Linked DNA regions of Mus musculus: region 2 is linked to region 1. A link is a loop called in an ENCODE intact Hi-C map of the cell type or tissue named here. Cell type or tissue: gastrocnemius. All regions are shown on one strand.

Region 1 (5,000 bases):
CTGGACATCACTTTGTAGCTACATTTAAGGTTACATTTTACTAAGCCAGGGTTTAATTTTAATATAGTCCAAGGATACACAGCAGCTACTTCTTACAGAAGGCCGGAGTAGTGGTACCAGCCTGTAATCCTGATTGGAAGTGAGTTCAGGGCCAGCCTCAAAAACCAGAAGTATAGACACTGCCATAAAAGGCTTTACTCCGGAAACTGTAGGGCAGCCATTCACAGAATGATCCCAGTTGCTGCTGACAGAAGCCTCGCTCCCACCTCTGAGCCAGCCTACTGTCAGTCACAAGCCGTAGCACACCTAAGGTGTTTTCCACGTATGCCCCGCATGCTGCTCTGCCCCAGGCTGGTCACCATCCTGCCCATGGTGCCTACAGAGACCTCTCTCCAGGCTGCATCAGGGAGCTTTCTGGAAAACCCAGATAAGATTACCGTGTCTGGGTTCACAGCCCAAGGCTGAAGTCCTTAGCCCACAGCACTTCCCTGGAGCCCTGTCTGCACCTCCGTCATGGCTCCTTCCTTCCTGTGTGTCAGACTTCTACAACCAATCTCTTCACCAAACACAACACTCTTTCTGCATCTGGAACCTTCTTCCCCTTCCTACCTGGTCACCTGCTCCTGCTCCTCTCATCTCTGGAGACACCTCATTTCCACAGAGAAGTCCTGCCTCTCCCCTCCCCTCCCCCCCATCAGCCCGGCTGGGTCCCCTACGCTCCTGACACTGACTGTCTGTCTTTCCTTATACATCCTTGTAGGGACGCAGCTCTGTGAAGGCCGGTGCCCACTGGCTTCACAGTGGCTCACTGCAGAGTGTTGTCCCAGGAACGGTTTGAAAAGCAGTGCGTGCTTGCTTCTTCTGTGGGGAAGCAGCAAAGGGGTCCGCATCATTTGAACATTGGCTAAAGTTTAAATATTTAATCCTTTCCAAGTTTCTGGATAGCTTTTGATTCATCATGGTGCATTAGAAAGGGACTGGCGAACAGGCCTGGCGTTTTGTAAGTTTTCTTTAAAAACGTTTCTTACTCCTCCCTGTAGCCCAGGGTTGGTTATAGAGGTGAATGCCCAGCAAAACCATACAGCGTCTTGCTGTGTAGCCCAGGCTGGTCTTGAACTCGAAGCCATCTGCGTCCACCCCCAGCACCTCAGCTATGAGTGTTGTGTATACCACCACCCTCTTGTCACTAGGGTTGGACCTAGGGCTTCATGCTAGGTCAGCATCCTACTGCCTTAATTTTCTTAAAGACAGGAGATAGCCTTAACCTTGCTGTGCAGCATGTTGGTTCCTGGTCCTCTTATGTCTACCCCCAGGGCTATGGGTGAGTGTGTCCAGCCTGGCTTGGAGCCAATCCTCCTGCCTCAGCCTTCGTGCAGTTTGTTGCCCTTACAGGCCCATGCCACCAGGCCTAGCTACCTTATCTTCCTCTGAACTTGCAATGGGATAAGCTCTTGAGCTGCTGACGACGATACCTGGGGTGCTCTAGGTTCTCCTGCTGACGACGATACCTGGGTGCTCTAGGTTCTCCTGTCTGGGAATGCTGCTGCTGTTCTGAAGTTTCTGTTTACCAAGGTTGCTGTCTTCACCACGGCCATTCCTTCTGTCTGCTCGCCATCACAATGGGCCCTGGCTCGCCCTGATCTGAGTGTGCTGTTAGGAAAGCTGGGAGCTTGTGTGTGAGATAGACATTTGCCTGTGTGGAAGTTTAGAAGCTTCTGGGTGGATTCTTGTCAAGGGCAGCGAGCAGAGACCGTTGGCTGAGGGGCAGAGTTCTCCGTGAGGTGTTCCTGTGTGGCCTTGGTCAGCTTTACTGTGGGTCTCGGGGACTCCCATGGCCTCTGTGAGTGACCTTGGCCTCCAGCTGGGCCCTCCTGGACGGTCACCTTTACACTTTATGCTCACACCCTGCACCCTGGCCTGCTGCCAGCGTGTTTCTTTCCCAGTGGCTGAAAACTGATTAGCTGGGTGGGAGAACAGAGGTGCCTTTGTGCCGCGCAGTGCTTCTGAGAATTTAGAGCGAGCATTCAGAGGGAGTCTTCGGCCAAGCCAAATTATGCAGATTTGGGTTTTCTCAGTAGGGTTTCCCATGGGCAGGCATAGAGGCAGCTTGGTGGCCTTCTCTGTTTTGTGTCTGGAATTCCCCTGGACATGTTACACAGGCTTCCACTCTTGGTTGTTCTGAAATAAACAGTTCAGTGTAAGACTAAGCCTAACGGCTTTTATCGAGATTTTTGCCAAATCCTCCTGCTTCAATGGATTTATTTCTCAAACCAAACTATAAAGCAACTTTCTGCCTAAGGACACAACGCAGACTCTGTGAGAAGATATGGGTGCAGAGATGGCAAGACAGGGTGTCCCTAAGGCTGGCTCCTCATGTGACCTGGGGAACCACATACTCATACCTGGAGGTGCCAGGAGGGACCTGGAAGCTGTGGTAGGAACCTGGAAGTTCCTGGTCTAGTAAAGACCTGGGCTCTCCCTGTCTTGGGTTCTTCTATGTTCCTCATCCCTGGGCTGGGGTCTGAAGATAGCAATGGGTGTCTCTGGCTGTGGGGCAGGTCCACTGAGTGGGCAGCAGGATTCTGTAGGCCCCAGGCTGTCTGTAAACCAATCTCCAACTAGTTACTGTGGGGATGAAGGAGCACATGGGATGTTTAGTTTTTTGGAGACAAGGTCTTGTGTTGCCCGGCTGGCCTCACTGTGTAACTAAGGATGTATGTATGGTCTTGGGTTCCTGACTCGGCTTCCATGTCCCAAGCCCTATACTCTCATTACTGAAGTATTGTTTGTCTTTAATTGATTGTTTCCCGGTTAGTTTTGATTTTGGGCTTTGCTTGCCTGGTTGGTTTAGTTTTTTGTTTTGTTCTCAGAGATAAGGTCCCTGGTGTAGCCCAGCCAGGGCTGTAACTCAGATGTCCCGTGTGAGCCTCCGGAACCTTGGGACTCTAGGCCTGAAAACCAAGCCAGCCTGAGATGGCTTCAGCTCTCCTCCTGCTATTCACCCTGTTCCTGGTCCTTCCTCCCTGATAGTCCACCTGTGTCTTCTGCCTTCACCTGGTGACAGTGGTGTCTGGAGCTGTGTCTCCAGCATGTGACAGACTCAGCTGGCTCAAGGAATTAGTCCAGCTGCAGTGCAGGTGCAGACTTAGCACACGTGTTTGTTGTGACTACTAGGCATCACTAGGCATCAGCACTACCCTTTCTTCTTTATGTGTGTGTGTGTGTGTGTGTGTGTGTGTGTGTGTGTGTATACACACATGCACTTTAAGCAGTGGGCACCTGGAGGTCGGAAGACAACTTGAAGGTGTTGGCTCTGCTTTATGGGTAGTAAGGCTCAAACTCCAGTCACCAGACTTGGCAGCGAGCACCCTAGCCACTGAGCCATCTCACCAGCAACAAAGGAAGTTTTACTGAAAACAAGGCTTTCCACCATGGAGGGAAATCTGCTGGGAGCTAAGAGACAGGGGCAGGAGCTCTAGTTTGCAGAGTCCTTGCCACCCTGCACCCCAGTCTGTCACAGCGCTGATGTCAATCATGGTTGAAAAAAGGATCCCACACCTCTGCCTCTGCCAGAGTGGGGAGTGAGAGTCAGAGCCCACGGGGCTGAAGGGAGTTTATTTGCTGAGAGACAAGCCGTCTAAGCATTCCTTAGTAATGAAGCTGTGAGTGCGGAGGAAGGCGTCTGCCCCTCTTCCCTCCCACCCTTCCAGCTGCTGGAGCTGAAAAGGAACCCAGGGCCTCACTAGTTCAGGGCAAGGGCTCCCACCCCACCCCCGCCACACCCCAACCATTTTCCTCTCCTAAATTCCCTGGAATGAGTGTTCCTTCCCCTGTCCTTGTTTTGGATGTGATAAATATGCAAAGTGGAAGTATTCTAATTAAATGCAGGAAAACATGCATTTAAAGGAGCTGTTTTAAGCAGGCAGGTTGGGATAATTCTAATCCTAGAGCAGCAGAAGCAGAGGCAGGAGGATTGCTCTAGCATGGCTACATGTACTGTGAGACTGTATCTCGGGTTTGGTTTTTTTCCTTCAAGATAGGGTTTCGCTGTGTAACCCAGGCTGTCCTGGACCTCACTCTACATCAAATTCAGAGCTCCTTTCCCTGCCTCCTAGTGCTGCTAAGATTGTGTGTGTGTGTGTGTGTGTGTGTGAATGTGTGTGTATGTATATGTATATATAGACATATATATACAAATATATATATATATGTATGTATACTTTTTTTTTTCCGAGACAGGGTTGTCTGTGTAGCTCTGGCTGTCCTGGAACTCACTCTGTAGACCAGGATGGACTTGAACTCAGAAATCCGCCTGCCTCTGCCTCCCGAGTGCTGGATTAAAGGCATGCGCCACCACTGCCCAGCTCCACGCTTGATTTCTTAAAATGAGTTTGTAAACTAAACATTGGAGGTACATCCTGTAATCCCAGCTCTTCAGAGGGTGAGGCAGGAGGATTGCCTTGAGTGCCAGGTACAGGAAGGTGAGAAGAGACGAAGTTGTAGCCAGGAGTGGTGACATACACACACATAGCCCCAGTGTCTCAGCTGCCTGGGACACTGAGTCCGGCCTAGCAGTGTGAGACTCCACCTGAGAAAAGGGGGAAGGGAATGTGAGCCTGTAAGATTTGCCACAGGTTATTTTGTTGTTGTTTTGTGTGTTTTAGATTTTGAGACTGGGTTTCAGGACATAGTCCAGGGGAGCCCCAAACTTGCTGTGATATGATATAGCCCAGGTTGGCCTTGAACTTGGGATCCTTCTACCTTTTGCCCTAGGCTCCTGAGCAGGGGGATGACAACAGGTGTGTGGGCCACAATTGACTATCAGAATTTCACTGGCCAGTTAAGGTGTTCATAGCTAGTGATGTTTGTGATGTGTGAGAGGGCCCTCTAGTGTCTTCTGATGGCACGGCAGTCACTGGTGCAGTGACTGAGTCTGGCTGAGTAAGCAGCCACTCAAGCCGAGGTGGCCTGTGCATTGCCTGGCGTTGGTCTGCTGGGGC
Region 2 (5,000 bases), 110 kb before region 1:
AAAAGAACACACCAGCTAGCCAGTAATCACCAGTAGTGGGCTGGATCCCAGCACCAGAGCCCTGCAACAAGCTGCCCAGAGAGTGGAAGGAACTTCCAGACTTCAGATGCCACACCCCCCCCCCTGGGGACAACCTTCACTTGTTCCACAGGAAATGCTACAGCTGCCTTCAGGAAGTATCCAGCCTGATATCAGGACACCTGGATGGCACATGCCTGCACACCTCCCTCTAAGAACCCTTGAAGGCTTGGTGGAAGGCACAGGGATACAGGGCCTGCTTTCCTAGGGGTGGGGCAGCAAAGACATGCACAGAGCTAGGACCCCAGCTACATCACTGCCGTACCCCCTGGGACAGGGCAAGCAAGGATGACCCTACCTATTTCCAGCTGGCCAGGGTACTTCCCTCGGACGCGATGCAGGAATGTCTTCTTGAGCTGGCTCAGGAGTGTGGAGGCAGGGCAGGCCAGGACACCACCAGGCTGCGTGCACCCCTGCCACAGTGCCAGGCCACCCTTCCTGTGAGAAGCCTGTGGGATGACTAAGAGCCAGCAGCTGCTCAGCAGCCTGGGCAGGAGCACCAGAAACCTCTCCACAAGGACCCAAGGTTGGAAATGAGGGCAGGAGACCCAGTACAGGGACCTCCTCTCAGGCCCCTGTCACCCCAAAGGAACAGTCTTGGCTCCAAGCACTTTCCTAGTCCCTACTCACAAGATCAGCCATGCACTGCTGCCCTGTCTAGGAAACTGGACTCCCCAGACAAGTGCACAGGGGGAGACAAAGAACGGAGGTGACAGCCATTCCTTGGAGGGGACACCAGCATGTGGGTGGGACTGGCTTCAGTGAACCAGCAGTGGCCCTGGCAGTATTCATGGACAAACCAATGTGCAAGCTGTAACCTACCTGTCAATGGGAGAAGGAGGAAGGGAGGGAAGGAGAGGGAGGGAAGGAGGGAGGGAGGGAGGGAGGGAGGCAAGGCCTTGGGGGTGGGGCTGGTGGCTACTTACTCTCTTCAACCGACCTGGCCTTGCTGACCTGCTCAAGGTCAAGGTCTGAAAGCACTTCCAGAACCTGCCTTTGCTGCACTGCTTCCTCTAGGAGGCAGTCCTCCACCATCCTTGACAAATTCGGGGAAGCCAGTTTCTAGAATCAGAGAGATACGCAGGTTACCCAGCATGCACATGTCTGCCCACAACTACCCACAGCTGCCCTGTCCTAGAGGAAGCTTCTAGACCATAGCCTAAGCTACTTCTTTTCATCAAGCTGAGCCCACCCAAGGCCAGCATCACAAAGCAGGGGAAAGACGCCAGCATCTGACGGCCTCTGGATCCCTGGGAGCAGCGCGGCAGGAAGCCCACCTTGGATACTTTGTGAGGTTGAGCCAGTTTGAACTGGTGCAGTACCTACGTGTGTACATCAGAACTACCCGCTTGGGCCAGGACTTGGCTCTCTGAGACCCATGCGGTTCCTCACCTCCTGCCCCAGAGTCTCCATGGCCCTCAGGGTGGGCTCCTCTTACCTGACCCAGGCTTGTCACTGCCTGTGACCCCAGTCCCCACCCTGGCCAGGTCCCACCCAGACACCTGAAGCAAGGCTTTGCAGACTTGAAGGTGGACAGTGAGCAGCGTGTCCAGCTCGGGGGCACCAGCTGTGAGCTCGCTGGGTGACACCTTCAGTGATGGCCGTGGAGGCGGGGGGCTGTCCCTCCTGAGAAGACAAAAGAGCTGAGTGACCATTAGATTTGCAAAGGGACACCTTCCCTGACACCTCCTCCCACCCCAGCTCCAGATCAGAGACAGGGCTTCTCAATAGAGGCATGGATGGGTGAGAGAACGGCCTGGCTATCAAACAGATGTGCAGGGCTGGGCTTCCTGGGAGACCTGAGGCTATGACTCCCTCTGGGTGGTTACCAGAGCCTCACTTTGCTCTTCTGTGAAGTGGGCATGAACACTAGACCTAGGGTTAGTATCATGGTTCACAGGGCAGAGCTGAGCCCCCACCAAAGCCCAGCTGGCTCACCACACTCGGGAAGGTAGCACGCTTGGAATCTCCCTGTGGGATCACACTGGCTTAGAGGATGGAGACTGACCCTTTGGTAATGCCGAGGTCTGGGGATTAGAAGTGGCCCTGATCGAGGTAGGTGGTAAGACAGAGATGGATGGTGGTCCAGAGGGAGTGGTGGGCAAGGCAGGTACTATGGAGGTTAGTCAGCATGACAGCCACTGAAGTCAAGGTCAGAGTTTGGCTGTGTGCTGCTGTTATTGCCTGAGAAACCCTCAGTGACCATAAAGATTTGCCATGGAGAGAAAGCGCCATGCACGGTGAAACTACACAAGATGGGGCCAAGGACTCAGACTAGCATGGAGCTATAGCAGTCCAGAGGTGTGCCCATTTGGGGTGCACTCACTCAGGAGCCTGGGAGCCCCCAAACAGGGACAGTTCATCACTGGCAAGGTCGGCATTCAGAAAGGCAAAGCTCTCAAGGATACAGTCCATCAGGCTCTGCGCCGACACGGGTTCCGGCTGTACCCCTCGGGGCTGTGGACAAACACCAGGATGACGGCTCTGCCCTCCCACACCCAGCCATAAAGTGACAGCCCCAGCCCCAGCCCCAGCCAGCCCAGCGATGGCTCAGGTCTCAGCAGGATGAGCCTGGGATGTGGCACTTCCAGCAACCCTACCAACACAGCCTGAGACAAGGGGACATCGAGAGAGAGAGAGAGAGAGAGAGAGAGAGAGAGAGAGAGAGAGAGAGAGAGAGAGAGAGAGATCTGAAAGTCCCCAGGTGGGGATGACTCAGTGCAGGACTCCCCCACAAGGAGGCGCCACTCTGTCGCACACTGCAGCCCCATGCCTCATTTCTCAGCAACCCCACAAACCTGCTCTGCACTCACTCTTGCTGACAGCCACCCTGAGGAGATTCAGGAGCTGTGGGTGAGCTGTGGACGGGAAGGCATGCGGGAGCCACTGCCCACTGCCATTCAAGCCGTCCAGAGACCTCTGTCTCCAAACCAGGGCTGCCTGCAGGGCCAGTGTACCAGACCTCAGTCAACATGAACCACACCCAAGAATAGCCGGACAAGACTGCAGGGCTTCTCGGCTGAGCCCACGGGGCGGGCGTGGAGGGTGGGTGTCTGTCAGCAACAGCAAAATACTAAGCCTGGGAGTAAACTCTGCAAACACATGTGTGTGTACGTGTATGTGTGTGTGTGTGTGCGCGCGCGCGCGTGTGTGTACGTGTGTATGTGTGTGTGTGTGTGTGCGTGTACGTGCACACACGGATGGGAACATCAGATTCTTGCGACTTGAGGAATTATGTTACCAAACCAGCAAATGCTGACCCAGGGACCCCAGTGCCACAGCTCAAACTCTCAGCCAGTGAGCACAAGACCCACATGTGCACTTCTGTTTATAAAGTTTTCCTCTTCCTTTCTCGTGTGTGTGTGTGTGTGTGTGTGTGTGTGTGTGTGTGTCCGTCCAGAGGAGCCACATAATAACAGACTTGGGTGTCCTGCCTTAAGAGGTGTCTGCCTGCCTTGTTTTTTTTAATTTTATTTATGTTTGAAGCAGGATCTCTTCCTGGGGCCCAGAGTTTGACAATTAGGTGCCCATTGAGCCCCAGGGATCCCGTTTCTCCTTCTGCAGTGCTAACTCGCTTGCCACCGTGCCTGCCTTCTCTCAATGCCGCCCTGGGGGCGGAGTGAACTCAGGTCCTCCTGTTTGCACAGCAAGTACTGACTGAGCTCCCAACCCCAGGCCAGCTTATCTAGCAGTCAGTGAGGAGGCCCCGCAGCCCTCCACACCTCCTGCCTCAGGGAAGCGCATTAGCTCTCTGGCTCTCACCATAGACACGCCAGAGCTTGTGCTTGGCACTGTGAGCCCAGCGCTACACATGAGGCCATCCACGCAGCTAACCTGCTGACAAATAGCACAGGTGGCCGAACATGTGACAGTGACCAGAAAAAGGGCGGCAGTCACAGGGACGCTGAATATGAAGCAGACAAAACCTGTGCATTGATGTGTGTGTGTGTGTGTGTGTGTGTGTGTGTGTATGTGTGTGTGAGTATATGTGTGAGTGAATGTATGTGTGTGTGAATGTATGTGGGAGGGTATGAGTGTATGTGTGCATGAGAGAGTGTGAGTGTATGTATGTGTATGTGTGTGGGAGAGTGTGTGAGTGTATGTGTATTAGTGTGTGTGGGTGTGAGTCCAAGGCCAGCCTGGGCCTCTTAGCGAGAATAAAAGTCTATGGACGCTCAGTGGATGATTTCCCTTAGAAGTCAAGCTGAAGGTGGTGACCTCTCATTTTTATTGTCTTAGCTCTTTTCCAGAAAAGAGAAGTGTCTCGATGGTGTTCTGAATGACTGTGCTATTGCGGGGTCATACAAAGTGCTTGTGACTCTCAGAATACGGGAGTGTGACAGAAGCTGTGTGCCTGTGACCCACACATAATACTGGGAAAGAACAAATGAAGGCGGCAGTTCTTCCTCAAATTCTTGTTCCTGGCACATGAGGACAGGGCCTTGCTAAGGTGGTAGGCAGTAGATTCATTCTCTCAAGGCACTAGACAGAATATAAGGAGAGAAACCTTCTCTCAGCTGTACTGGTGTGAGAATGTGAAGTCCACGTGAGAATTTAAAGAGAGAGAGAGAGAGAGAGAGAGAGAGAGAGAGAGAGAGAGAGAGTCAAGTATCATAGCTAAGAGCGAGCTCATCGGAACCTGTAGAAGTTGGTATGCGTGGTCTACATTTTATTTTATGTATTTAAAAATGTAAACAACAGAGAGCCATCCGTCCAGGCCGGCAGCTCTGAGAGCCACTGAGAGAACTCCTTTGGCTGGGCAGGGGAAGCTTTTGGATGGCTGTAGAGATGAGGCTGGCAGGCGGCTGCAAGGCCTTCCATAAAAATCGCAGGCCCCGCCCACCCACCCACATTCGAACATTTTCGATGGAGCCAGGTTCTGGCTGGACACAGAGCAAATTACTCACTGTGCGCACCGGCCT

Evidence for each region. Peaks named below come from ENCODE experiments on the same cell type or tissue, not always from the same donor. Only the 100,000 strongest peaks of a DNase experiment are listed, where the experiment ranks them.
Region 2: a loop joins it to region 1, with 4 times the contacts of the local background. A loop is called at or near these places in 9 of 42 quality-filtered maps.

The regions. Positions count from the first base shown.
Region 1 is chr2:168,093,322-168,098,321 of GRCm38, forward strand. The region is part of intron 2 of Pard6b (par-6 family cell polarity regulator beta); the gene reads left to right. Among named protein-coding and RNA genes, the nearest start is that of Pard6b, 15 kb to the left of the region's middle. In gastrocnemius, no CTCF peak of the experiment used is centred here; DNase peaks (open chromatin) are centred at 1,914 and 4,901.
Region 2 is chr2:167,984,069-167,989,068 of GRCm38, forward strand. Ripor3 (RIPOR family member 3) reads right to left here. Exons shown (of 22, transcript NM_001080708.3): 14 at 2,405-2,535; 15 at 1,581-1,704; 16 at 1,005-1,140; 17 at 377-538. Among named protein-coding and RNA genes, the nearest start is that of Ripor3, 24 kb to the right of the region's middle. In gastrocnemius, CTCF peaks have their summits at 1,099 and 2,819 (motif pointing right); no DNase peak of the experiment used is centred here; H3K27ac peaks cover 455 bases.